2 separate regions of the Homo sapiens genome follow, and region 2 is linked to region 1. A link is a loop called in an ENCODE intact Hi-C map of the cell type or tissue named here. Cell type or tissue: A673. All regions are shown on one strand. Each heading gives the region's core, and the rest is flanking DNA. Links, peaks and the distances in the headings are about the cores only. Region 1 overlaps C14orf93 (chromosome 14 open reading frame 93). Region 2 has its middle 3.5 kb from the start of SLC7A8.

What was found. Peaks named below come from ENCODE experiments on the same cell type or tissue, not always from the same donor. Only the 100,000 strongest peaks of a DNase experiment are listed, where the experiment ranks them.
Region 2: a loop joins it to region 1, with 4 times the contacts of the local background. A loop is called at or near these places in 14 of 110 quality-filtered maps.

The regions. Positions count from the first base shown.
Region 1 is chr14:22,993,696-22,996,606 of GRCh38, forward strand. It overlaps C14orf93 (chromosome 14 open reading frame 93), which reads right to left. Exons shown (of 7, transcript NM_021944.4): 3 at 2,253-2,573. All of the region lies in intron 2 of AJUBA-DT (AJUBA divergent transcript), which reads left to right. Among named protein-coding and RNA genes, the nearest start is that of AJUBA-DT, 11 kb to the left of the region's middle. In A673, for the core only: a CTCF peak has its summit at 1,201 (motif pointing right); a DNase peak (open chromatin) is centred at 1,246; H3K27ac peaks cover 731 bases.
Region 2 is chr14:23,185,712-23,188,622 of GRCh38, forward strand. It overlaps a transcript of RNF212B not described here. Among named protein-coding and RNA genes, the nearest start is that of SLC7A8, 3.5 kb to the left of the region's middle. In A673, for the core only: a CTCF peak has its summit at 1,546 (motif pointing left); a DNase peak (open chromatin) is centred at 1,540.

The DNA.
Region 1 (2,911 bases), core at 175-2,674:
GGCTGTTGGCTCACCTACCTCCTGAATAAGCTAAAAATATTTCCCCAAGGAGTGGCTGGGATCTGCAGCATTCCAAGGAATTAAGAATTCTGGTTTGATCCTTTTGGTTCACAGGATCCCTAGCAGCAATCCTCAAGAGCCTCAGCAGATTGGAGAGATGCCTCTTTGATTCTGTCCCAGAGCTAAAGATTGGAATAACTGTCCCTCCCCCTCTAAACCCACAGTCTGCCACAAGAACATTTTAAACCTTCCTCCATGATGGGCAGCAGAACTCCCTGACTAGTCCTCCAGATCCTTCTCAAGCACAGAATAGAGAGAGCATGATGGTGAGTGAGGATACTGTCCTTCCTGCAGGTCTTCAGTTCCACCACACTCTCCTAAGGGAAGGAAGAAGCCAGGCCTCAATGCTGTACCTCTCTCTGGAGGCAGCAGGCACAAGTGGAATGGAAGTGATGGAAAATCCTGCTTTTATGCAAATTGTAACTATAAACTCATTATAGTCAATATGAACATTGTATGGCTAAAGAATATCTCCAGCCAGGCATGGTGGCTCACGCCTGTAATCCCAACACTTTGGGAGGCCGAGGTGGGTGAATTGCCTGATCTCAGGAGTTCAAGACCAGCGTGGCCAACATGGTGAAACCCCATCTCTACTAAAATACAAAATTAGCCAGGCGTGGTGGTGCAAGTCTGTAATCCCAACTACTCGGGAGGGTGAGGCAGGAGAATCGCTTGAACCTGGGAGGCTTGCAGTGAGCTGAAATCACGCCACTGCACTCCAGCCTGGGTGACAGAGCGAGACTAAAAACAATATCCCCACAGTTGTCAGAAAAAAGCTTTTGTGAGACCAGCCTGGGCAACTAAAATACAAAAATACAAAAAATAAGCCAGGCATGGTGGTGCATGCCTGTAATCCCAGCTACTCGGGAGGCTGAGGTGGGAGATCACTTGAGCCTGGGAAGTCGAAGCTGCAGTGAGCCATGATCACACCACTGCACTCCAGCCTGGGCAATGGGAGTGAGACCCTGTCTCAAGAAAGAAAAAAAAAAAAAAGAAGTTTTTGGGTACAGAGTTGATCCCAAAGACTGTGGTCACTTTAAAGAAGGTTTCTCAACCTCTTCACTATTGGCATTTTGAGCTGGATAATTCTTTGTTATGGGGGCTGTCGTGTGCACTGCAGGATGTTTAGCAGAACACCCACTAGATGTCAGTAGCATTCTCCTTCCCCTGCCCCCGGCCACCCACCAGTTGTAATAATCACAAACGTCTCCAGATGTTTCCAAATGTCTCCTGAGGGTAAAATCACCCCAGGTTGAGAACTACTGCCCTAGAACTTCTCTAGGTTTGGTCAGCTGCCAGGATGGGGACTCCCAGCTCAGCAGGATGTTCTTTGGGCTCCCAGCCACGCCAAGAAGTGTTCAGGCAGACCTGGTTCAGGCCAGTCCCTTCCTGGCTAAGAGCTCTTGGAATGACTGGAATCTCCAAACCTCTATAACTGAGCTGAAGGTCTAGTGACTCTCTGCATCTCTGAAGCTTGAGACCACCTCAGGACAGCTTCACTTGCTTTTCCACCCAAGGTGCCCCTTGTCACTTACTCTGCACACTAGCTTAATTTGCAGGCAATTTCCAGAGTTACCCTTTGGTGACCAATCTGCTCAATCCCTTAAAGATCTTCTCATCAGGATTATTAGAACACTAGGAAGGCTGGGCATGGTGGCTCACGCCTGTAATCCCAGTACTTTGGGAGGCCGAGGCGGGTGGATAACCTGAGCTCAGGAGTTCGAGACCAGCCTGACCAACATGGCAAAACCTGGTCTCTACTGAAAATTCAAAAATTAGCTGGGGGTGGTGGCACGTGCCTGTAATCCCAGCTACTCAGGAGGCTGAGGCAGGAGAATCGCTTGAACCTGGGAGGTGGAGGTTGCAGTGAGCTGAGATCATGCCATTGCACTGCAGCCTGGGTGACAGAGTGAGACTCTGACTCAAAAAAAAAAAAAAAAAAAAAAAAGAACACCAGGAGATGTGATATAAAGGAAGATATCACATTATCTGGAAAAGCCTAAAAGCTTGATGTTTAGCAGGGGACTTCCTATCCCTAGTGTTACAGAATAACCTCTCTCCTTATCCCTCCCACTCTGGTAGGATTCAGTACAGCATTCATTCAATATGGGAGGCCTAAAATCAACCCACCCATCACTCTTCACTTATCTCTCCAGACTGAAGAAAAATTTATAGAAACTGAGCTCACTCACAGAGAGTACAAGATCCCGCTTGCGCCTGGAGTTCTTCTGCCCACTTCCTCTGGTCCTGCATGGGGAAACGGTCAGCCCTAGAGAGTGTCTCAGCTCCCCAGTGCTCCCAGGGCCTGACTCTTCCAAGGCACTGTCCAGCGCAGCAGCGGCATTGAGCATGTCCTCAGGGCGGGGTGGTGGCAGCTTGGTTCCATTTTCTGGTCCTGTCTCTGGGGTTGCCCGCTGGATTGCCAGTTGTGTGGCTGGTGAGAGTTGCTTGGCATAAGCAGGGACCAGAACTCGCTGTACTGCACCCTCAGAGGCCACGTAATCATCCACCAGCTAAGAACATAAAAAATAATAGCCTATTAGCCAGCCAGGCTTAGGGGAACCTGGTTAACCATCATTCTTTGGCTAAGAATAGTGAACAGAAAGTGGAAAGAAGGGGAACTCTAGCACAGTCTTTAATGGTCAATGGCTTGTTTCTCTGGGACTCCTATGAGTGTTGGGCAAATATTTCTTGTGTGTACAGGGCCTCTCATGTTGGGTTGTTACCATAGGGCTGCTCACAAGGAGAAAGCATGTTTCTGACACTGTTGGTGAATAGTCATTTATGGATAGCTCTTGGATATAAGAAATGGAGCTAGATAAGTGTTTTGTCTGAAAGGACTGGGTGAAGA
Region 2 (2,911 bases), core at 300-2,799, 190 kb after region 1:
GAAAGGAAGAGTTGCTGAAGATTAGTATTTCTATTTCTTTAGCACTTGGAATTTATAAGTGGCTTATTACCATTGATTACTGGTGCGATGTAATATCTAGGAAAGGGGCTGGGCACGGTGGCTCATGCCTGTAATTCCAGCACTTTGGGAGGCCGAAGCAGGTGGAGTGCTTGAACTCAGGAGTTCAAGACCAGACTGGGCAATGTGGTGAAACCCCATCTCTACAAAAAATACAAAAATTAGCTGGGTGTGGTGGCTCACGCCTGTAATCCCAGCTACTCAGGAGGCTGAGGTGGGAGGATCGTGTGAGCCATGGAGGTTGAGGCTGCAATGAGCCAAGATCGCACCACTGCACTCCAGCCTGGGTGGCAAAGTGAGACCCTGTCTTTAAAAAAACCAAACCAAAACAAACAAACAAACAAAGCTAGGAAAGGAATCTCCCCACTTTCAAAGGGAGCATTATTTATATTAAGTGCCTCTCTGTAGGTTGGAATCTTTTTGTGACATAAACTCTTAAGTGTGTCAAAATTCCAGGTGACTAACATTGAACACAAGAGAGAAAGAAAAGCCTTGGTGTAATATGTTGACAAAAATCTGTAAAAAATTACAAACTAATGTTTATTAAATTTTGAGCATTTTTTTTTTTTTTGAGAAGGAGTCTCGCTCTGCTGCTCTGGCCGGACTGCAGTGGTGCGATCTCGGCTCTCGGCTCACTGCAACCTCTGGCTCCTAGGTTCAAGTGATTCTCCTGCCTCAGCCTCCTAAGTAGCTGGGATTACAGGCACCTGCCACCATGCCTGGCTAATTTTTGTGTTTTTAGTAGAGACGGGGTTTCACCCTGTTGGTTAGGCTCGTCTTGAACTCCTAACCTTGTGATCCACCCGCCTCGGCCTCCCAAAGTGCTGGGATTACTCTATTCTGCATTTGCCTTTATATTTTTATTCTATTCTCTACGTTTAAATAGTGCTTTATAGCCCACAAATGGTTTTCTGAACAATATCTCAATTTTTTTCCTCCTCATGTAGTATCTTGGGCAGACGAGGCAGTTATCTTAAAGATTTTAAAAATTAGAAACCTGAGGCTTAAAGAAATATTTTACCTGAGGTAAAAAACAAGACAGTCTATTTGAGGGCAAATGGGAGATTGATAGTTTACACTGAGCACTTTTTCAGGATGCTATAGCTACTGGTCAAAGCCTCAATTTCTTTCACCTGAGGGAAACTCTGTGTTTTTGCTTTGGTGTCTTAACTGTGCCTTTTAGAGACTCACCTTGATCCTAACACTTATCTGCTCAGTGAGACCCACAGGACTTCACCTGGGCCCCCCCAACATTTGTCACCCCCTTCGCACAGTCCTCAGTGTGGCCATATCCCAAGTACGTAGTACAATTCTGTTTCCAATATCGGAGCCACTGTTTCAGCTGTTTTGCGTGCTTCAGATCAGAAGAAATTGATCCCTTTAACTAGGGAAAATTATGGATGAAAGGCCGTTTTCTTACAAATATGGATTTAGAAAGAGAAAGGCTGTGCGTAGCTGACACCTACTGGACAGAAAAGGTTATGGCTTGGGACATGCTGCTTGTGATAGTTAAAACACAAACACACACAACCCCCACGCAGTCATGTTCTAATATTCCCCTACTCCCCCCTTTTTTAGAGACAAGGTCTCACTCTGTCACCCAGGCTGGAGTGTAGTGGCACAATCACAGCTCACAGCAGCCTCAAACTCCTGGGCTCAAGTGATCCTCCCGCCTCAGCCTCCCGAGTAGCTGGGACTACAGATGTGCGCCACCACACCCGGGTTAATATTCCCTTTCAGAGACAAGTTAGACGTGTCTGCTAATGCAAAGGAATAGAGCACAAAGCTCATGCACTCCATTCCTGATTTTTTTTTCTAGATCCAATAGACAGCACTTTATTCTTGCTTTTTGTAACAGAGCTGGGAAGTCTGAGGTTACCAACAAAGGACCCAAATCTCTCCCTGGAGTCAACTCACAGTCCATGCGCTCACTCCATCCTTCTTCTCGTAACTATGTGCCCCATATCTATGTGCTTTAGTTTAAAGCAGAAGGAAACCCTGCTTTAAATTAAAGCCAACTTTCTTCCCAGAGTCCCAGGGATCACTGCCTATGGTCGATTAGATGGGGCCTTCCTGAGCCAGTAGTTTTAGATGCCTTTACTTCATTAGAAAATGAAAAGCAGATGAAAATTAATGAGAAAAGAAGAAAAAATTAAAAAAAGAAAAGGCCAAAATAGGTCAGAAAGAAAGGAAGATGAAATGAGGAGACTCGGTCAGTGATTAAGCCCTTTTTAGTGTATGCTCTGTTTGCCTTTTGGGCATATTCATAAGTTCAAAGGAAGTTGTGTCTTCTAGGGTTTATGCAGTCCTGAGAATTTGGATGCAGCTGACCCTGCTTTGTTATGATGGTTAATTAATTCAGCTCTTCTGGAGATAATGATGAATCCTTGCTCTGACACCAGAGACAAAAATTCCAACAGATTACTCCTCTGTCTGCTGCACTTGGTGGGATTCCATGGAGCCAGCCCAGCACTAGTGGGAAAGAAATAAAGAGGCACTGCCTGTGGCAGGCCAGATCTCCGCATTTTCTTGATTCTTTTGCTGGGTCCAATCTGTCATGGGGCCTTAACAGTCTTCTTTCTCAGGATTTAAGTGACTCCAGCTTTGAATACTTAAATATGGAAACTTCCCCTTCTTAATTGGTTTTCATTATGTTTGACAAAGATTAGGGTTTTTTTTTTTTTTTTTAGAGATAGGGTCTCACTCTCACTCTGTCACCCAGGTTGGAGTGCAGTGGTGTGATCACAGCTCACTGCAACCTTGAACTTCTGGGTTCAAGTGATCCTCCTGCCTCAGCCTCTCAAGTAGTTGGGACTACAGGTGCACACCACTA